Linked DNA regions of Homo sapiens: region 2 is linked to region 1. A link is a loop called in an ENCODE intact Hi-C map of the cell type or tissue named here. Cell type or tissue: ovary. All regions are shown on one strand. Each heading gives the region's core, and the rest is flanking DNA. Links, peaks and the distances in the headings are about the cores only. Region 1 overlaps LOC112268413 (a long non-coding RNA gene). Region 2 overlaps THADA (THADA armadillo repeat containing).

What was found. Peaks named below come from ENCODE experiments on the same cell type or tissue, not always from the same donor. Only the 100,000 strongest peaks of a DNase experiment are listed, where the experiment ranks them.
Region 2: a loop joins it to region 1, with 2.3 times the contacts of the local background. A loop is called at or near these places in 3 of 110 quality-filtered maps.

Annotation. Positions count from the first base shown.
Region 1 is chr2:42,953,455-42,964,503 of GRCh38, reverse strand. All of the region lies in intron 2 of LOC112268413 (a long non-coding RNA gene), which reads right to left. Among named protein-coding and RNA genes, the nearest start is that of LINC01819, 81 kb to the left of the region's middle. In ovary, for the core only: no CTCF peak of the experiment used is centred there; DNase peaks (open chromatin) are centred at 3,043, 4,543 and 4,843; H3K27ac peaks cover 5,000 bases.
Region 2 is chr2:43,339,534-43,350,582 of GRCh38, reverse strand. THADA (THADA armadillo repeat containing) reads left to right here. Exons shown (of 38, transcript NM_022065.5): 30 at 6,346-6,461. Among named protein-coding and RNA genes, the nearest start is that of LINC01126, 120 kb to the right of the region's middle. In ovary, for the core only: no CTCF peak of the experiment used is centred there; a DNase peak (open chromatin) is centred at 6,422; H3K27ac peaks cover 4,501 bases.

The DNA of each region.
Region 1 (11,049 bases), core at 1,967-6,966:
GGCTGCTGGCCAGAGGCCTGGGCTGGAAGGCAGAGGAGGGGGTGGGGTCCAGTCCTACCCTCGCTTCCTATCCATGGCAGAGTACCCCCTCTCTTAGGCCTCAGCTTCCCCTCTATGTAATGGGACAGGACTCCACAGGGCTGGAGCAGATGCCAAGGATGTCGGGAAGGAAGGCCTCAGAGGCCAAGGCATCGAAGGAGCTCCTAGAACTTCACTGTCCAATATGGTGGCCTCAAGCCTCTCATAGCCATTTAAATTTAAAGGAATTTAAAGGAAAGAAAATTCATATTTCAGTTCCTCAGTCACTCCAGTCACTTTTTTTTTTTTTTTTTTTTTTTTTTAGATGGAGTCTTGCTCTGTCACCCAGGCTGGAGTGCAGTGGCACAATCTCGGCTCATTGCAACGTCTGCCTCCCGGGTTCAAGCGATTTTCCCACCTCAGCCTCCTGAGTAGCTGGGATTACAGGCACATGCTGCCACACCTGGCTAATTTTTTTGGTATTTTTAGTAGAGACTGGGTTTCACCATGTTGGCCAGGCTGGTCTTGAACTCCTGACCTCAAGTGATCCACTCCCCTTGGCCTCCCAAAGTGCGGGGATTACACGTGTGAGCCACTGAGCCTGGCCTCCAGTCACATTTCAAGTACTCAGTAGGTAGCGACAGGTGGCTCATGGCCACTGTATTGAATAGCACGGATACAGAACATCTCCGTCAATACAGAAAGTTCTACCGAGACGCATGCCCTGGCTAGGAAAGACCAGGTGCCAGGGACACTAGTAGCTTTACTCTCCTGGGGTGGGGAGCTGGGGCAGGGGGCTGTGATTGAGAAACACTGGAGACATCCTCTCACTCCTCTCCCCACCTCACCACGGATGAGGTGGACTCGCCATGAGGGGAGCCAGGAGCCTGACACCCAGTACAGGTGTGGACACCCCAGAGGCAGCTTCCATCCTGACTCCTGGAGTGGAAAGCAGGCTTCCTGGGTCCCTGGGAAGAGGCACTGGGGGAAGCTTCAGAGAGGGAGGAAGTGGCCAGAAGCAGGTGCTCTTCCTAGCAAAGGGCTCCCCAGGAGCTACTTCCAAATGGGAAACATCAGCCCTCCCCAATCCTCACCTCTGGATGAATTCCCTGAAGGCTTCAGGAGCATTTGCATGTTACAGTACAATGGTCCTCAAACTTCAGCTTGCATGGGAATCCCTGGAAGCTTGCTAAGGCACAGCCAACTAAGTACAAACTTGAAACACGCACACTTCCACTGTCTATGCGGCAGGCCGAAATAGGGATATCTGGGTTCTGTCCATCATAGGGTTCATTATTGTGTGGGCCTGTCTGGGGCAGATCATTGAAAGATATTAGGTTGGTTTTATCTGGGCATCTTAGGGATGCAGCAGAGAGGGTGATATGGCAGACCTCAGGAGAGACTGGTTGGGGGAGAGGAAAGAAAGGGGTGGAAGCGAGGGATGGAGGACAGGGAGGGAGGAGGGAAGAGGGGGATGGAGTGGGAGCCCGCTCGTGCATCTCCTGCTGACCTTGTTCTTCCTACCTATCTTCTCACCTCCTCCTCACAACCACCTTACAAGTCGGCAAATGTGTGGCTCTGAGAGATTACACAACCTTGCAGCAGATACATGGTCCCTAGGGAGTCAGGCTGGACTCTGTTTCCTCTACCTTTTCTCCCTCCAACTCTGAGTATTTTCAAACGAAATAAGCCTGGGAAGCGGGGAAGACTCAGAGCTGTGAATACATTTTTTTGTTTTCTGAGCTCATTCGGCTTTGACAGGAAGCTTGGCTGCGTGCGGGCAGGCGTCTGAGCCCTCCCTCAATGGTGCTTTTTAGGCATGCCTTTATACAGAATGTAAAGAGTCGCAGTTATAAATATCAGCGGGCTTCTGTGGCCCACTCCGTCCCTCAGCCCCCACGCCCAGCTGGGATGTCCTGGGACTTCCCGCTTGCCCTCCTCCCCCAACCCCTCCAGCCAGTACCACCCTCAGTGCATCTGGGAAGGGTGGGAACCGTGATGCGCCTTGGGCTGGGAAACCAAGGGGGAGTGAAACCCAAAACTGAATTTCTCCTTTTTCGGAAGAAAGGTTGTTTTCAGTGTCAGGAAACCCATAATCCTACAGCCAGCTGTGAAGATTCCAGAATGCCTCTCACTTTACAGGTGAGGAACTAGAGGGCCCCCTGGAAAGCTTATGAACACCCTGACCCCAGAGCTCACCCTCCCTCACTGGGAAAGAAAGTCCCTCTTTTCACTTTGTCACCCCCACCCACCTCCCAAGGCACCCACAGCATGGTCACTCTTTGATGACTGTTTGTATTATAAGCGGCTCCTCCAACTCTGTTCTACAGTCCCCTCCATGGATGCCCTGGAGGGAGGAGGCAGGCGAGACGCGGTCCCATTTTACAGACGGCCAAAGAGTTGAGTGACTACACAGCTCATCCCAGGAGAGCTGCCTGGCCCTGCTTCCTGATAGCCGGCCTGTGCCCCTAGACCTCCCCCGACCCCACAGGCCCCCTCCCCCTCCCTGTATGCACCCCCTGTCCCCTCACTGAGGCCCAGGAGCACAGTTGATTTAGAATTTCCTGCCCTTCTGACAATCTGCGTGCACAAAACGGGCTTTCTTTAAACCGCTTCGAAGGGCATCTCCTCCAGCCCCTTCCCCTGCCTTCATTAAACGCCTCGTCTGAAGCAGGATAAATCTTCGGTGATTAGAAGCATGCTCCTTGTTCCTGTCCCTGCCCCGATGGGAAGCGCATTTCTCAAAGGGTTAATTAACAGCCTTCACACAGGCCGCATTTAGCAACGAACACAAAGCCACACACATAAATAACGTCTGGGGCGGAAGAAGAGGGTGCAGATGGTTTGTGACTTTGCCGTCCAGAGTTTTCTAAACCGGTGTGAACCACGTCCTGTCGGGACCAGGACCATGAGTCAGGGTCAGGCTTTAAGGTGGGCCAGGCCAGAGACGCTAGTGGCCAACTTGGTGCTCTTTGAAAGCAAGTCCTAAAGGAAAACAGAGCGTGGAGCCAAGATGTGGGGAGAGAGGGAGGGGACGGGGTAGGGAGGAGGGCCTGCTGGCTGACCTGGAGAGAAAAGAGCCAAAGAGAGCCAGAGATGCGAACCGGGAAGAACCAAGCAGGAGGCCAGAGACATTGAGTCCCAGCTCCCTGCAAAGTAGTGCTGAATTTACCAGGGGCTCCACCCAGAAATTCAGACCCTGGGGCATAGGGTCCCACTCTGGCCCTGTAGTGAGAGTGATGGCAAGACATCCCCAGCCTAAGAGGAGTTGTGTGGGGCTGAGAAAAGGGTTTCAGGAAGGATAGCCCTGAGGAACCCTGGAAAGTTCTGGAAGTGGCACAGTGATATTCGCAGTATTCCGCCTCATCCATGCATAGGGTCTGTTCCTCTACGCAGCCTTCAGCTCCCCTGGGGGCTCATATGCCCCTTCCCAAAGCTATGGGAACACATCTGAGGTCTCAAAATGCATGGCAACAGGAACACAGGATTCACTTTACAGAGATCAGCACTGTTGCAAGGGATGCCTGAAGCCAAAACAGAGGAAAACGAGAGCCAAGAAGCAGAGGGAGCGATGCAGATGTGCACTGGACATCCACAAACCGCAACAGGAATGGGGAGAGGAGAGAAGTGATTGGAAAGCCAGTTTTTGGCATTCGGCTGGCTGCCATTCTCTTCACCTTTGTGGTCCCTCCAGTTTGCCCTCCTCAGCCCTAAGGGGTCCTCCCCTACTCGGAGAGGCCCTCACCATGCTCACTCAGACCCTCTCCTCCTAGGAGCCAGGAGGTGGGACATGGGGAGGGGGACAGTGAGTCCTGAATGGATTTCTGCCCTGGAGGTGAGGGCACCCCTGGTGCCAGGGAGAGGCCCTACCACAGCACAAACTGGGCTGCCCTTCCTGACCCAGGGATGAACCAGCCTGGGCACTCAGGCCACGGCTGTCTCCCTGTGCCAGGCTCAGCGCCCTGGGGATGAGGGCGCAAAGAAAGAGACGGGGCCGACAACACAGGCCCAACAGCAGGCCCTGTGTCTGGGAGCGGCAGTTTCTCCCCAAGTAATTTTCCACAGTTTGGCTTTTCCTCCACACACAGGCTTGCTCACAGAGTTCAGATGGTGGCTGGTCCTCCAGAGGGTTACTCTGGGCCACTCACCTGCTCGGTGACCCCACCTGCATTGATTTCTGCCCTCATCACTCAGCTGTCTCCAGCTTGCTTCTCAAAGCCCTGTGCCCATCTCAGGGATATGGCTTCTCCAGCCCCCAGAGCTCACTTCACCCCATCAGGGCCTGGATCTTGGGTAGTTATGGGAACCCCTAAATGCACCATCCTCTCTGGGCCAGGGCCAACATTTCTGTTTTCTCAGAAGGATCAAAGCCCCTTTCCTAGCCCTGCCAGGAGGAAGCAGTTTTGACTCGTGCAAATATCTGAAGCCCATTTGGGATTTTACTTTGGTGAGAAATAAATACACAGCCATCTGCAAATGATGGAAATATGACTTAAGTAACTTTTTGGTCGAGGCTCCTGGGCCAGAGGCCAGATGGAAATAAGACCTTGTATCTCAGTCCTCCTTGCACACTTTCAGAAAAAAGAAAAGGCTGGGGGAAAAAGTTGGTGGAAACTGAAGTTCAAAATGGAGTGTGCTAAATTTCTTGGCCTGGGAAAGGAAAAATAAACATCAAACAGCTACCCCATTCAAGTGTGCGTTATCTTGCTCATCCTCGCCAAGAACTCACCCTCCTCCCTTCTTTGACCGGGAATTGCTGTGCCCACGAACAGCCCCCACGCCCACCCCTAACCCAGGGCAGGCAAACAATGGGCCAGAAAACCCTGCTCAGCCAAGGCCTCTCCCCCTGCAGCCCCCAGAGGCCATAAGATTGGGAAACACAGGCTATTTTTATGTGTTATTTGTCTACCAACTGTGGCTCCAGGAGCCTGAGCAACAGTATCATCTGTGGGAGGTACCATTGATTTTTTTGTTTTAACTCGCTCAGACAAAGCCACATTTTCGCAACTTTCAGAAAAGCCAAAAAAGCAACACTCTGCAAGGCTGACCTCTTCCCTGGCTTGCCTTTCTGCCCTCCAGGGAGCTCTTTCTGGGTGTGTCTGGGCCCCTGTTGCTCTGTGCTGGCCCACACCAAGCACACAGCCCCAGATCCAGAGGGCCCAAAGGATAGCCAGTGAAACAAGGAAGGGTGAGGGGGGCAGAGAGAGGATCTGAGGAGAAGGGGTAGTGTCTCCAACTGGTGAGGGAGGCACAAACCCTGCCCTGGGGGTGCCAGTGTGATGGAGCAGTGGGGCTAACAGAAGAGTGTGAGAAGTCGCACACAGAGAAAATGGCTGCTTGATAGCCATCCATCTCCCAAGTCCACGGGTTGGGATGCTCTGTGCAGCGGGTACACCCAGAGGCAGATACAGGGCTGAGAGGGTGCAGGCCAGGTGCGACTGCCTAGGCTGGGGCTGAAAGAATCCAGCTGGCAGAGGTGGCTCACACCTGTAATCCCAGCACTATGGGACGCCGAGGCACGAGTCCAGGAGTTTGAGACCAGCCTGGGCAACATAGTGAGACCCCTGCCTCTACAAAAAATTTTAAAAATTAGCTGGGTGTAGTGCTATGCACCTGTGGTCCCAGCTACTTGGGAGGCTGAGGTGAGAGGATCGCTTGAGCCCAGGAGGTCGAGGCTTCAGTGAGCCTGTTTGTGCCACTGCATTCCAGCCTGGGTGACAGAGCAAGACCCTGGGGGCGGGGGTGTGGGGGAAAGAGAGAGGAGACGGGGAGAGAGAGAGAGAAATGCAGATAAAAGAAACATAAAGTGAGAAGGGAGAAAGGAAAAGATGTAGAGAGTGGGCAGAGATGAAAAGACATAAAGGAAGAAGAAGAGGGAGGAAGCTCTTCTCTGTTGACCCCATTCCCAGCCATGATTCCCAGCCATGACCATCAGGACAGATGGAAGAGTGACTGCTCAAGAGGACCAGAATGAGGGACACCCCCCGGAGTGAGCCATTTCCTTTCTCCATCAACACCATGCCCATGTCCTTGGGGGTGAGAAGGTAGAGGTCCTCCAGCAGCAGCCTGGCCGGAGCCACGCAGACTTCCCTATACTCTTCACTTCTCAGTTTTCTGATCTGTAAAACGGAGATAATGGTAGTAATACCTTCCTCACTTGGGTATTGCAAGGATTGACTGACATTGTGTGTGTGTGTGTATGTAAAATACTTGGATGCCTGGCACACCATGAGGGCGGTACAGATGGCAGCTTTAATGCATGTGGTGTGGAGTCAGGCATTCCGCGGGGAGAGGCAGGGTTGTGAACGCTGGAAAGGAGAGCAGAGGGGGCAGGCAGAGGAGTCTGAGAGAAGGAATCCATATGTCCCTAAGCTGGATGGCACCAGTGGCACCCCCAGTGCTGACCGTATCCAGGACCCCTGAAGGACCTGAGGCCATCCCTCCTGCTAGATTTCCCTGGCTCCAGGGCTCCCCACTCTGAGAGCCAAGGTCAGTCTCCTGCCAAGCCCTAAGCCTTCCCATTCATGCCATGCTTTTCCTTTGATGGGATGGTCAAGCTGAGCCAAGAGAAGAACAGTGGCTGCCAGATGAGCCAGCAGCTGGGGCTTAGGGCCCACCCAGAGCCCTTAACACATGTCTAGGGCAAGCAGGGAACCAGGGAGAGGCCATGATGCTGGCTGCCCCTGAGGGCCAGCTCCTGGTTAAGAATCACTTTCAGCAGCTGCTGTAGTGCCCTCAGGATCGCCACAAGGGCTCGGCGCCCTTCTGTTGCAGGAGGCCCAAGTTGGGAAGGAAGTGACAGCACTTCACCCCTTTTTTACCAGCCTTCAATGGCACCTTCTCCCACCCACCTGGGCTGACCCAGTGCCTGCCCTGTCTCCACTGTGGCCATCTGGGGAGCCAGGCCCACCCCACTACCTTCCCCCGCGAGAGGGGCCCTGGCAGCCAACCCCTCCCGCATCTCAGGGGCCAAGGTAGGAGAAGGGAAGCCAACCATGGGGGCCACTAAGAGGCAGTCCCAAGACCCAAGCTGCAATCCTGGCTTAAATTTGCTGAGCCTCCTTTTACTCATCCAGGAAATAAGGATAACCATTTTTACACGTTGGGAATCTGGTGAAACTATGACACATATCTGTAACCACTTAGATAGCATTCTGACCTGTTCCTTTTGTGAGTGGTAAAATGGTGCAATTGGTGTGTTAATCAACAATCTAAGGTCACTGGTTCAACTGTGGCTTTCAGCTGAACCCAATTAGCATTTGCATTCAAACCACCCAGTGAGGGTTGGAAAAAAAATCAAGAGGCTGGTGCTGGGCGCAGCGGCTCACACCTATAATCCCAGCACTCTGGGAGGCTGAGGCGGACGAATCACCTGAGGTCAGGAGTTTGAGACCAGCCTGGCCAACATAGTGAAACCCCGTCCCTACTAAAAATACAAAAATTAACCAGGCATGGTGGTGTGCACCTGTAGTCCCAGCTACTCAGGAGCCGGAGGCAGGGAGAATTGCCTGAATCCAGGAGGCGGAGGTTGCAATGAGCCAAGATCGCACCACTGCACTCCAGCCTGGGCGACAGAGCAAGACTCCATCTCAAAAAAAAGAAAAAAAAATCAAGAGGCTGGCCTTTCCAGAACCTCGTGGCAGCAAGAATGACAGCGCTGTTTCTGGAATCTGATGGCATGTGACCCGGACTATGCAAATTCTCCAGCCCTCAGTTTTCTCATCTGTAAAGGGGGATGGTTCTAGCACACTCTGCATTTAGGTTTGTGTGATGATTAAATAAGGTAATCCACGTAGATCTCTTAGCACAATGCCCGACCGTCACACACAATGCCTGACCGCCACGCTCAATGCAGGTGGTCAGTGCTCATAAAACAAATGAAGGCACCCTCTAGGAGCTGATGGGGAGAGATTCTGTGGGGAAAAGCACAGCACAGCAGCGTGTATAGCATGCTGCCATCTGGGTGGGAAGCAGAGAGATCAGACCACATGGTCATTTTTGCTCGGATTTTACATAAGGACATTCTGGGGAGATGCAGAAGAAACCAGTAAACAAAGTTACCTCGTGGGAGGTGGGGAAGTGGAAGGGGCGGGGCTGGGAGCAGGACTCTGAACTGTTCCCCCCCCCTTTTTTTTTTTTTTTGAGACAGAGTCTCGCTCTGTCGGCCACACTGGAGTGCAGTGGCGTGGTCTCGGCTCACTGCAACGTCCGCCTCTCGGGTTCACGCCATTCTCCTGCCTCAGCCTCCCAAGTAGCTGGGACTACAGGTGCCCGCCACCATGCCCAGCTAATTTTTTGTACACTTCTTTAACAATTCATCATGTGAGGGTTTTGGATTTACCTATCCCAAAAATGTTTACATTAACATAAAAGGTGTGCTTTCAGCATTATTATTCCTTCTGGGTGTCGGTTTCTTTCCTAATGAGGAAGGTGGTCTATGCGCCACTGCCTAACTAGACTTTTGTGGAATTCAGAAAGAAAGTGAATATGCAAGTGCCCAGAAGAGGAGGATGAGGCTGAAGATGAGCAGGATGAGGCTCGGATGAGGAGGACGAGGCTGAAGATAAGGAGGATGAAGATGAGGATGCAGATGTAGACAAAGATGAAGGAGGGCAGGGGAAGTGGGTAGGGCAGCTCTCCCGGCCGCTCTCATTCAAAGGGCCATGGTGGGACTCACTGAGCCACTGTCCCAGGAGCTGAGCCTCAGTAGAGTTAGATAAGCCATCTAAGCAGTTTGCTCTGGCCTGGGCCTCTGGCCACTTTCCTCAAACACCCAAGGCCCAAAGAAGGCCCCTCAGCCAGCCAAGCATGCTAGGAGAGTTATCTGCACGTGAGTGGGGTCAGGGGTAGGGCTCCTGGGGACCTGCCTGTGACCCTTGACACCTGGCTGGAGCTCTTGGGGGCAGGAAGGGGTGCCAGGAATATGAAGTTGTGGGATGGATGACGGATTGAGAAGGAAAAGGAGAGATTTGGCCGGGCATGATGGCTCATGCCTGTAATCCCAGCACTTTGGGAGGCTGAGGCGGGCGGATCACAAGGTCAGGAGTTCGAGACCAGCCTGACCAATATGGTGAAACCCTGTCTCTACTAAAAATACAAAAATTAGCCGGGCGTGGTGGCGGGCGCCTGCAGTCCCAGCTACTCAGGAGGCTGAGATGGGAGAATTGCTTGAACACGGGAGGTGGAGGTTGCAGTGAGCTGAGATCACACCACTGCACTCCAGCCTGGGCGACAGAGCGAGACTCCATCTCAAAAAGAAAAAAGGAGAAATTTGGCTCAGCTGAAGACAGGGAGTGGCTGGACCACACCAAGGTGAGGCAGGTACAGCCTAGTCCTGGGCTCAGGGACAGGTAATGGGAGAGTTATCTCATTTATTCCCATCAGCAACTCTGCAGCATAGATTCTATTATCATTCAGACGAGGAAGCGGAGGCTTAGAGCGTCTTGGGTCATGGTATGGCCAGCTAGCAGGTAGCCAAGATTCAGATTCAGGCACTGTGTTTCCCTCAAACCACTACCCCATCCCACCTCCTCACCCCAGATCCGGACTGGCCACTTTCTGGTGGACTCAGTTTATAGCAGCAGGATAGAAACAACCATAGCTTAGCTCAGAAATCCTGGCGGTGGCAACAGCATATGTGATGAAGAGTTCCTCCTCCAGAGGGTGTCCACGCTAATGAGACGCCCAGAGGCCAAGGGCAAACGCTGGGAGGGGCCGGGCTTGGGGATCCCCCAGGACTCCGTGCCCCTGAAACTTCAGGGGCACAAGGCTGGAAGAATGAAAGCACTTTTCATGGAATTCCAACAGGAAACCCACGAGAACATTCCTGCTTGAAGGATTCCAACAGGAAAACCACGAGAACATTCCTGCTCGTGGGATTCCAACAGGAAAACCAAAAGAACATTTCTGCTCATGGGTTCCAGCTGGGAGCTGGAGTCCCTATTCCCTGCTAAGGAGGCTGCTCAGTAGGTAGAGGGGTCACAGAAGAGAGCTTGCCTCACTCTCATGAGCTGTCCCCAGCCCCCTAGATGAATTCAAAGATCCCTTTGACCTCTGACCCCTCAGTGGAGCGCCAGCTCCCAGGGTGGGGCAGGTCATTTGGGAGCTGGCCTGCCCAGCTCCCAGTCTTGCTGCTTTTGCTTAAAGTGACTGGCCTGGCCTGGCGCAGTGGCGCATGCCTGCAGTCCCAGCACTTTGGGAGGCCAAGGTGGGAGGATCATTTGAGCTCAGGAGCTCCAGACCAGCCTGGGCAACATAGTGAGACCTCATCTGTACCAAAAAAGGGAGGGGGGCACACGTGGCGGCTCACACCTATAGTCTCAGCACTTTGGAAGGCTGAGGTGGGAGGATTGCTTGAGCCCAGGAGTTTGAGGCCAGCCGGGCAATATGGTGAAACCCCCTCTCCACAAAAAATACAAAAATTAGCCAGTCCTGATGGCACACACCTGTAGTTCCAGCTTCTTAAGAACCTGAGGTGGGAGAACTGCTTGAGGCTGGGAGGTTGAGGCTGCAGTGAGCCAAGATCACGCCACTGCACTCCAGCCCTGTCTCAAATAAAAATAAAAAACCAAAGTGGCTGTCCTGCCATCTGGCTTCCCAGACAGCACACAGCCCCTTCAAATGTTTGTCTTTTTTTTTTTTTTTTTTGAAATGGAGTCTTGCTCTGTTGCCCAGGCTGGAGTGCAGTGGCATGATCTTGGACAGCTCACTGCAACCTCCTCCTCCTAGGTTCAAGCAATTCTCCTGCCTCAGCCTCCCGAGTAGCTGGGATTACAGAAGCATGCCACCACACCTGGCTAATTTTTTATATTTGCTAGAGACGGGGTTTCACCATGTTGGCCAGGCTGGTCTCGAACTCCTCACCTCAAGTGGTTTGCCTGCCTCGGCCTCCCAAAGTGCTGGGATTACTGTGGTGAGCCACCACGCCTGGCCCAAATGTTTGTCTTTTAATGACTGCCCTTCTCTGCCCCTCCAAGGGGCATAACATCATAATCAGATAGGGTGAGGAGTTGTGAGCAGGTGAAAAGCCTC
Region 2 (11,049 bases), core at 4,017-9,016, 380 kb before region 1:
ACTTATACCCAGTAAGCATGGCACCCTGCATTGTGGAAGTCAGAGGCAAGAGGGGTGCTCCTGAGAGGCCTACGGCCTAGTTGGGGTTCAGTTAATATGCCTGAAGCGGAAAACAAATCCTAGCCCACACTGGAATGACTGCAAATGACATACTGTATTGTTAGAGACCTTTCTCTCTCTTGCCTTCCCACCTTGCCCTCCACTCACATACAAACACAATCTGCATTTTGAATAATTTTTGCTGTATCTGTTTCCCAGCAGTGATGTGATTGGGCTTGTTTCTGTGAATTAGAAAGTTTAGATTCCTCCCTCAGTCATCTCCCTTTTACCCTTTTACCCCCTTTCAATCTGACCTAGAGCCATAAAATACTTCTGCCTGCCTGCCTGCAGTTCTGTTTGTATGAATTAAGTCGACAGGATAAATATTCACATTCCCAACTACAGGCTGAAACAATGTTTGCCTGTTCTACCCAGTGAGTCGAGAAAAAAAGGGGGCCTGACATCACCCTATACTGTACATTCCCAGCATAGATCATTTATTTAAGTCCCTGAAAAAATACAGATGTTTTACCAGTCGAAATAAAATCCTGTGTAAACACTAAGGAAAATGTGGCACTGACTTAGCTTTGGGGGTTGAAGCAGTGCAGGGAGAAAACTAGGCAAAATGGCAGATACAGAAATTTTATACTTGGCTGAAGGTGATAGGGTCAAAAATATTCACCTGCAGTCTGCATGCAGCAAGGGAAAAACATAGCATTTGCTTTTAAGAAAATACAGTTGCAAAAGTGGACAGGTTTTTTAATCTTCAGAATTTGAGGTTTTTAATGATTACGATACATTTCCCCCATTTATATCTGACCTTTGAAATGAGCATCTCTTTTCTTATTAGAGTTGTCTTTTTTCATAGCCTGTCTAACCTTGTCCTGTTATTGCTGGATCCTGCTGGTTTCTGGAGCTCAGCTGCTGTTGATTTTATAAGGGGGAAAATTGCCTGGAAGCCATGCTTGGTGAAGAGGAAAACCCATCTCAGCGTTGCATTCCCAAACAACCATATATCATCTTGATCTTGTCTAACACAAGTTGCTATTTTAGTCCAGCAGCATAAACTAGACATATTTTACTGGTGCAGTGCAAGTTTTTTCAGGGAACTGCCTCATGTCTCTTTTTAGGCCCATGGCATTTATTCAAAGAGCATTTCAAAGCTGCCAAAATGGACCCCATGCTTTGCACAGATGCCTGGGGCTCCCCTGAGTCTCTCTGTGTTTAGAGTGGAGGGGTGAGGGACAGAGGGTAACTGCTTCCAGGTTCTCCAGACTTCTCAGTTCCCCTCAAACTTTCATTAAGGCTTGCATCTCAGGGGCAAGAAATCAGCCTACTCACTGACACCCTCCTGCAGTGCATTCCCTGCTCCTCCCAGCTGCTTCCATGACCACCCCCTCCTCAGGGCAGGGCTGACAGTCCCATCTCTTGGCAGTTCCATGCCTATGATAGTCATGGATGATGCTGTTGGCTTGTACTTGTTTGTTTCATAATGTGCTTTCAGTCTTTTTCTGATTGGGTCATAACCATCTTAGGGCAACAAAGCTTTCTCCTGTTTCTTGTGCTGATGACCCCTATGTCCACCTCTAACCCTTCTCCAAGGGACCTATTACAGCTAGGGGTAAGCATCTGTCCTCTGTTTTTCCCAGTGTGATTATTAATAGAGCTCCCTTTTGTCCCTGAAGAATTCTTTTTTGCGACATAAATTATCCTAAGTAAAGCAGTCATCACACGGATATTCCCAACCAAACTCATTAATTCCCCTCCCTCATTCCCAAGCCTGCTGTAGATTCTCTTATAATCTCCATCTTGAAAGATGCCCCTTGTTCACCAGCTGCCCAAGTTAAGAGGCTCTTTCCTGCGCCTTAACTCCATGTCTAAAGCAGTTGCCAAGCCCTGCCTCTGCAGCCCGCAGAAGCTCTCTCAGATGTATCCTTTCCTCTCCTTCCATTGCTGTTTTAGTTTAGATTGGGGTGGGGTGGAGATGTCACAAAATCAGAATCCTACCCGTGCCAGGCAGGTAAGTGAACCAAAGGGGGATGAGTATAAACACAGGGGCTCTCTGCCCATTCTTTGTTTTCAAACTTTTAGTAGAGATTTGGGTTCAGTAAGTATTTTATTTTTTTCTTGATTCTCCGAAAGTTTAAAACAAACAAACAAAAAAGCCTAAGAGCTTTGATAAATGGCATTGACCCTCCGTCTTAGTGACTAGAGTAACAGGCAATAGTAATAGTGGTGACAGCGGTGGTCTAGAGAGTGCAGTTCTCATCTCCGGGGCCAGCTCCTGCTGCTCAGCTCCGGCCAGGTGACTGTTTGCCCTACAGGAAGGTGGGCCGCTATAGCCAGATCTAATTTTTCAAAATGGAAATCAGGATGACTTTAATGTGAAATATCCCAATTCATAAAGGTTGATTTAAAAGTACTGTATGGGCTAAATAAAACATCTGCAGCCACTTTTGGCCCAAAGGCTATTGGTTTTGAGCCGCTGGTTTCAACCCTCCCCTCCTCTTGTCTAGACTACTACAGTAGTCCTGGGCATTCCACCCCTTCTGCTATGACCTCCACACTGCCCCTGGCTTTTTTCTCCAAGTTACAGATCTCATCACCCAACAGCACTCTCTGAAGAAATCTTTGCCGTCTGCAGAATAAAGTACACATTCCATGACATTGCCTTTAAGGTCTTTGTCTGACTAGACCCGACTCCTTTCTCCAGCTGTGTCTGCCACCACCCTGTGCACACCCTGGCTGTTCTCTGCGCACACAGGACCACTTGTTGTCCCCTGAGTAGTACCAATATTTTTAAAAATTAAGAGACTATTTTTAGAACCATTAGATTTAGGGAAAAATTGAACTGGTAATACAGAAAGTTCCCAAATATTTTTCTCCTCCCCACCTCTTTCCCCCAATTTTCTCCTACTATGAATATCTTGTATTTATGTGGTGCATTTGTTACAATTAATGAAGCAGTATTTACACATTATTATTAACTAAAGTCCATAGTTTAAGATTCACTCTTTTTGTTGGCATTACCAATATTTTAATACCCTTAAAATGTGTTTTAATTGTTTTCACTGCTTGCATACCCTTCCCTCGATTCTGGCAAGACTGTTTTTAAGGCCACGTATGCATATCACTCTTTCTGCAAAGTCTTCTCTGACTGTTTATTTTTGGAATGGGGCTGGAAGAGAGGGAGCAGACAGAACATGGAAAAGAATCAACATTGTTATCACTTCCCTAGTGCGTGCCTAGTAGTATATATATTCTTTTAAATCTCTCTACAGTCCTACAAGTTAGATATTATTATACGCCATTTACCATGGAGAAACAGAGGTTAAGTTGCCCAAAGCCGCAAAACTGATAACTGGTTTACACCTATCTCTGCCCGGCTTCAAAATCCATGCTCTTCCACTTTCCCATGAGGCTGGATTCTTAGCACTAATCTAGCCTTCCTGCCTCCACCATCAGATGAGGCATCCACTGGGATGAGGAGTACGGCGTGATTCAGCTCTCCGTTCCACTCCAGACACAGAAGTCGGCACTACGATAGCTCACAAAACCCAAGGGAATGTGTCCTAAAGGAGTGAATATAGGAAGAAGCACCAAACACCAACATCGTTTTTATTTGGCAAATGCTTGTTGAATTCCTACAGTGCATCAGACTTGTTGGAGGGGGAGGTCAAGCATACAAACAAAAGTGATGACGATGCTGCCATGCAGGTTGTAAATCATGACCAGGCAGAGTCAGGAAAGCTATTGATTTTTCATGTCTCCATGACTAGAATGTAAGCTACAGGAAAGCAAGGAACTATCTGGTCTCTGCTGCAGCCCCTTGGACAGTGCCTGGTAATAAGAGTTGTTTAATAAATATTTGTTGACAATGTTTGCCAATTTAGGACACATAAAATGACACTGAACTTCTGAGTTCTCATGTGTGTTGGCAGTTAATCATCCTCCTTGGTTCTGGCAGCTTTGGTTTCTCTGTGCTTGGTTCAGTACAGGCCTGGGTCTGACTGCTTTCTTAGCCTCAGAATTCTTTGGGACCAGAACTTTAGGAAAGTGAGGAAGAAAGAGTTGCCTTGCTACTTGCCATCCTTTAAGAGCTGGTGGACAAATTGCCCTTCTTGGGAGCTGCCGGAGCTCCTGAGTCTGACCTTGATCAAATCTTAGTTTCAAAGGGCCTGGCCTTATACCTGGACCTCATGCCAAAGGATGGTCTCATTTTTCTTGAACCCAACACACTAAATGTCTATGAGGTTAGTTGTGTATTCAAATATTTTTATTTTCTTAAAGAAAAATATCTCAAAAACACTAACCTGTTTCATACAATTGCTTATAAAACTTTCTTTCCTTTCTCTTTCCCCTGTCTTCTCTTCTCCCTCTCCTTCCCTGCCCCATTTTTTTCCATGACTTCTCTGACCCTGGCCCTTTGACATGCTTATTTCCGCCACAGTTCTTTTCAGCGTACCTGGCTCTCCATTTGTCTCGTGTAAATAGATCGCTCTCCATTCCTGGTGAATAACCAGGGTCACAATTGTCTGGTTTGTACCCAATGTGACAGAATTGTAGGCTGATTTTCATAAACCAGAGCTACCAAGCGTTTCAAAAACAGTCTTGTTTTTGCCAAGTAAGGTGAGCAAATATAGGACTAAGTTTAAACATCCATCAGGAGTTATTTTTGAAGTGATTGCTTCTAAATGAGAAGCATTTGAAAATCTCACAGGTTTCTTTACAAGTAAATTCCGAAGTCATGCATTTTGCTGGTGTCTGCTGATTAATTGCGATCCTGTGACACCATGAAAAGCCCTGGTGGTTGGTTTTGTGCAGCTGTAGAGAAAAGTAAAGCAAAGCCCAGTGACTTTGCCAGCTCTTTCAGGACAGTGGGGATTCAGGCTGAGGAAGGTATTTTTTCCCTCTGGCAGTCACCACATAAGAACAGAAGCTCCAGCCAGACCCATTGCTCCAGACTCCACGTCGGGTGGTTTGGGTCCCTGCGGGGGTGTGGTGAAGGCATGACATTTGATCTGTTGCTTCTGAAATAACAGATCCATTATTAGACAAAGCATTTTCAGTCTCCACATTGGGACTTGTGTGCACTCTCCTGTACAGTTACTTCTGTTTAGAAGAAATTTATTTTGATTCTCTAAACAGAAGGTGCTTGGCATGTATTTGTTGTTGGTGATTGCAGACGTCTGACCCAGTAAAACCTGCCAGTCTACCCATTTAGGGTCTGATGACTCTGGATTGATTTTATCTGGCCTTTTCTGTTTCTCATTACCCCCTTCCGTATCTAACTCTCAATTATTTCACTATTGTCAGCCCATTGTTGATAGGAGAGAAAGAGAGGAAAACGTTGAATCTGGTTACACAGAAAGAATCATTCACAGCTCTAGAGAAGGATATAATAGGGAAAGAAAACAGATGTTATTAAAATAGACTTTCAGAGTTCTTAGTGTGTTTATCTATGCTTACTTTGCCACACCCACCTCTTCCTCTTGATTTAGATAAGGAGGCTGGAGACTGAAGGATTTCTCTTGACTTGCATTTCTCTCCTTGGCACTAGCCAAGGTCAAAAGATCTCATTTATGCCCTTGTCCTTATTCTTTGTCTGCTATAGATTTGTACTCCTCACAGAGGCTTTGCGGATGTCATTGCTGAATCCAGTACATACATACGTGCATACATGCATATACACGAGTATCCTTGTATAAGTGGGGCACGTCTGCATTGCTGCATTCACTCCTGACATCGAAGGGAAGATCTGCTAAAAAAAAAAAACAAAAAAAACCCTAAATAGTTACAAACATCACTGCCCAGTATTTGCTAAGGCAAGAATTAGTTTGACCTACTTCTTTAGCCACGACTGTTCTAATGAACTCAGACATGTAAACCAGTTTAGACTCTCAAACAATGTATTTTTCTTTAAATTTAAGACTTTGACTTTAAAAGGCACATTTTATTTTCATGTGCGACAGCTAACATAAAGATGTTTGCATTTCTTTGCTGAAATCAGTGTATAGGTTGTTTGTAACTAATAAACTCTTGTGGCAGATGATTGTTGGGCCACAGTCATCAGTTTTGGGGATTGTGTGAGAAACCCATAGCAAAGTATGGATTAAGGACTTGGGTTTCTCGGCACTGCTACATCCTCCAAAACCAACATGCCTTTCTGCAAAGAGACCAGAGCTACATTCTGCAGGTGTCTGTTTTCTTTGAGGGGAACATTTTAAGGAAACTTAAAAGGGAGGAACTGAGCATTTAGGAAAAATATATTTTCACAGCAGGATTTTTTTTTCTTTTTTGGTTTAGGTTTTTCATTTGTTGCAAGCCTACTCAGACTCCAAACACGGAACGAATTCAGACTTCCAGCACGAGCTGACTGACATCACTGTTTGTACCAAAGCCAAACTCTGGCTGGCCAAGAGGTATGTTAAAATCCCACATGAGCAAGGAGTTATCAGGGGTTAGGAATACATTTGAGAATTGCTGTTTCTAGTTGTGGGGAGTTTTAAAAGTCATTGGCATGAGTTTTCTAAACTTATTGGAGTATTTATCCTTTTAGAACTTTGGGTTGTGGTAAAGAAAGAAAAATATTTTCTTGACAATTTTTCTAAAACTGCTAAGTGACTGAGGGGCATGTAATATGGCTTTTTGTCTGCCCACCAATCAGCTTGTTTTTGTTGAAACCTGCTGCGTGCCCAGTCCTGTGTTAGATATTATAACAATGAAAGGCAGTAATTGACTAAATCATGTGGTACAGACTCTTAGGTGCCGTGGCAACTCAGAGATTAGAGATTGCTGTAGGCTTGAGCAGGCACTGAGGGACAGATAGGGTGTGAATAGCAAGAGGGGATGGAAGTTGCCTTTCTTAGGTGGGTAGTAAGGTAGCTTGAATAAGCAAGGCAAAAAAGAATAGAAACATATTTTTCATCCTTGCCATTGTTAGTTTATCCTGGAACTTAGAACATTTACTGTGTGAAAGATGAAGGAGTAAAAGGAATTTCTCATGTAATATACAGGGAGTCCTCTCTGTAATGCCATGTTCAAAATCTGTGTTGCAGGACTCTGGTGGTGGTAGGATAGTGTTAACTGCAAAGGCCCTCCGTAGGTCCTCTGTAAGTTCCACCAGAGTAGCTCCAGAAGAGGCGCATGTGTTAGTGTTACTACCTTTCCTGCCATAGTACACGCATTTAATTAAGAGTCAGTTTATTGGCCGGGTGTGGTGGTTCATGTCTGTAATCCCAGCACTTTGGGAGGCTAGGGCAGAAGGATTGCTTGAGCCCAGGAGTTCAAGAACAGCCTGGACAACATAACGAGACCCCATCTCTACAAAACAACGACAACAACAAAAATTAGCCAGGTATGGTGGTGCATGCCTGTAGTCCCAACTACTTGGGAGGCTAAGGCAGGAGGATGGTTTGGGCCCAGGAGTTTAAGGCTCTAGTGAGCTGTGATTGCACCACTGCACTCCAGACTGGGTGACAGAGTGAGACCTTGTTTCAAAAATAAATAAATTTCTGATGCTTAGAGTTTGAGAAACAAACAAGTTGAAAAAAAAAGAAAAAAGTATATTGGCTGTCTAAAGTAGAAGCCTCTCTTTTTTATTTTTCAAAAAGTGTGCTTTTGGTCACTTTTGTTGGGCTCTTACCTTCTGTGGCAAGTCAAGTAATGGGCTGTGTGAGGCTCTCAAATCAGTTTAATTCAACAAAGCATTGTTGAGCACAGGCTACCTGCTAGCCTTTGTGTTAGGAGATATAGGGATACAAAAATATAAAAGAGCTAGTCCTGGCTCCAGGGACTTCCAGGAAGTGAGAAAGACGTGTATAAATAATTTTCATCTGGTATATTAAGTATTATAACAAATGTCTGTAGTAGGTACAGCATTACGCCAGAAGAGGGGTGAGAGAGGGCTGACATCAAACTGGCCATCAAGAGTGAGCCAGAATTTTGCCAAGTGGCCAACACAGGTAGGGGAATTCCAGGCTTAGGTAACGGCATAGGCAGAGACACAGCAATATGAAACGGCACTGTAGGTTTGCAGAACCATAAGGAAGTTAGCCCTCTGGAACCTAAAGTGTAAGGCACAAGTGGCAGAGAATGGGGCTCAGGAAATATGCCCAGGCCACACAGTGAAAGCTCCTGTAAGAAACCTTTTGGTGAAGGAGCCAGCGGTGGATTTCCCAATGTGTGGATGTGTGTATCTCAATTATTGTCTCAACATTAATAGCTTTGGATAGGGATATTGATGGAGAAATTATCTTGTGTCTGAAATGCCGGTAAAGTTATTGGGAGCCTCTCATTTTTAGTCTGTTAGTCTATTCTCCCTTTTTTTAGACAGGGTCATGCTCTGTCACCCAGGTTAGAGTGCAGTGGCGCTACCACGGCTCACTGTAGCCTTGACCTCCTGGGGCTGAAGTGATCCCTCCGCCTCAGTCCCCTGAGCAGCTGGGACTACAGGCACACGCCACTATGCCTGGCTAATTTTTGTGGGGTTTTTTGGTGGAGAAGGAGTTTCAACAGATTGCCCAGGCTGGTCTCGAACTCCTGAGCTCAGGTGATCCACCTGCGTCGGCCTCCCAAAGTGCTGGGATTACAGGCATGTGAGCCACTGCACCCAACTTGTTTTCTCCATTTTATTTAGAGAGTAGGAGTTGCTTACCCATGAAGTGTTTACCCACGCCTAGTACCATTTGCCTTCTGTGTGGCTCTTAGCATCCCAAAGATACATATCACATCAGTACCCTCAGCTGTTTGCCAGGTAATAGGCCACTTCTTCCTACCTGTTATTTCTGGGGATCAAGAAGTCAGAGCTGTCCAGAAATTATCCTCTGAAACCTGCTTCTAGCCAGGACTGTCCCAAGTATCCTAACACTCTAGTTCTTAAAGTGCTGTAAGGAAGGAGTTTCTGCCCCCTTAGCTTGCTACTCCTTCATGCATCTCGTAGAAAGTCATTATCCACTGGCTTCCTGAGTCCATTACCTCTTGTTGGATGAGATGGAGGAGATGGAGCGGCAGGCCAGCCATTGAGTGGACCTTCATGTTGTGCAGTGCCTGAAGATGGCTGACAAAGCTGCCATCAGCTTCCTCTGCAGCTAAGAGGAAGGGAAGTCCTCCTGGCCTTTTAAAACCTGTCCTGTGGTCCCTATTGCTGTTTTCTAATTGGGCTTTCCATTCTCATTCCCTCTGCTCCCCACCCCACTTCTGATTTTTCTCCATGATTTTCCAGCTCTAGAAGACAAAGGAATGAATCACTGCAATTTACTGGGTTTCCACCTTCCTTGCCCAGAATGTAGGACAGCCACTTTTCTGTTTCCAGTACAGTCAACTCTCTATTATCCAAGTGTGAACTTTCCGCTTTGTGGGTGGTCTGTAAATGGTTCCTAACACCAGGCTTCCTTTTGCTCCCCAGCACACTTTTACAAGTGTTAATCAGAATGTGTTCAGAGCCTGAAATAGAGTTTGGAAGGAAAACATACTGCCAGACAGCACAATGCATTCCAAAGCTATGTATCAGTTTTTCTATATTATCCACATCATTGACAGGATAACTTTGAGGTTCCTAAATAGCAAATTATAGAACTGGGTATAAGTGATGAAGCCTCGGTGTCACATGCCTGCCCTGTCCCTGAGGTCCTCTTGTTCTGGGAGTTGTCTGTCTATACTAGTTAACTCCATGCTCAGACACACCCCCTCTCGTCCTAGCGGTCCCTTCTCAGAACAGACCCCTGTCTTTACTTTCTCACCTGCCTTTCCCATGAAGATATTACAGTGCAGAGTATTCCAAATTCAACTACTGAAGAGGCTTTTTTATGTCCCTGGTAATTTACACATGAAAGAAAAATAAATGTTCCTTTGAGTCTACTAAGGATTTTCTGTATCTTTTGAATATAAGCTATGAAAAATTAATGTTTTTGCAAAGAAAAAAATGTTGCCTTAAATTTTAACACCGACACCCTTTTCCTTCCCTAATTTATTTGATCATTAGCCTGAGTTTCTTCAGTCCCATAAGTACAAAAATGCTAGTGGATATGTATTTGTCCTTTTGTTCTCAAAGAAAGTTTTTAAAAAATTGATTGGCACTATTGGATAACCAATTCAGTCTTTAAATTTTGACTCTGAAATTGAGGGAACATAAAATGAAGACTTTTGTCCTATATTTGTGTTTTGACTTTGCAAGATTAATAGGGATTTATATGAGGTGATTAAGCAATAGCCATGGAGTTGTTGGGGAATTTTTGGTGATGAGTGGTCAGCTGGCAACATGGCTTCAGGAAAGGACTGGGCTTCTGCTCTTACAGGCTGCTTTTCATTCCAGGATGTCAAAGCCTTAATGGAAATCAGCTCATTAATCCTTCAAGTCCTTTCCTTCCTGTTTTCCTCCACTCCTCCCTTCTTGATCCAGTTTACTGTCTAAAGCAGTTTACTAACTACTGAAAGAAAACTAAACTGACCTAGACCAGAAACGAAATGAGAGTAGCCGTCTAGTAGGGATCTGCTGCTGTCCTGGAAAGGATGGCAGTGGGCATCATGAGAGAGGAATCACCCAGTCTGACACTCATGCTAATTACAAAAACTTTTTTTTTTAAGTTTTTTATTTATTTATTTATTTTTTAGTTTTAGAGATGAGGTCTGGCTGTGTTGCCTATGCTGGACTTGAACTCCTGGGCTCAAGCAGTCCTCCCACCAGAGTCTTCCAAGTAAGCTGGGATTACAGACATGAGCCCCATGCCCTGCCACCCTTGCTGCTTGCAGATTCCAGCTCAGCTGTCCCAGCTAGATCGCTTATTTACTTTGGCTAAGAGTTGTAATTAGTATTATATTAGGCTTAAACTTTTCAGAAGTGAATTTGGCTATCTAGTTTCTCCTTCTTTGGTTATAAAAGGAAAAAAATAAGTGTGTATGTGTATGTTTATATATTGCATGTGTGTTTCTTTTGGTAAACTTAGTGAACTAAATGGACTAGTCAGGGCTGGGTGCGGTGGCTCATGCCTGTAACCCTAGCACTTTGGGAGG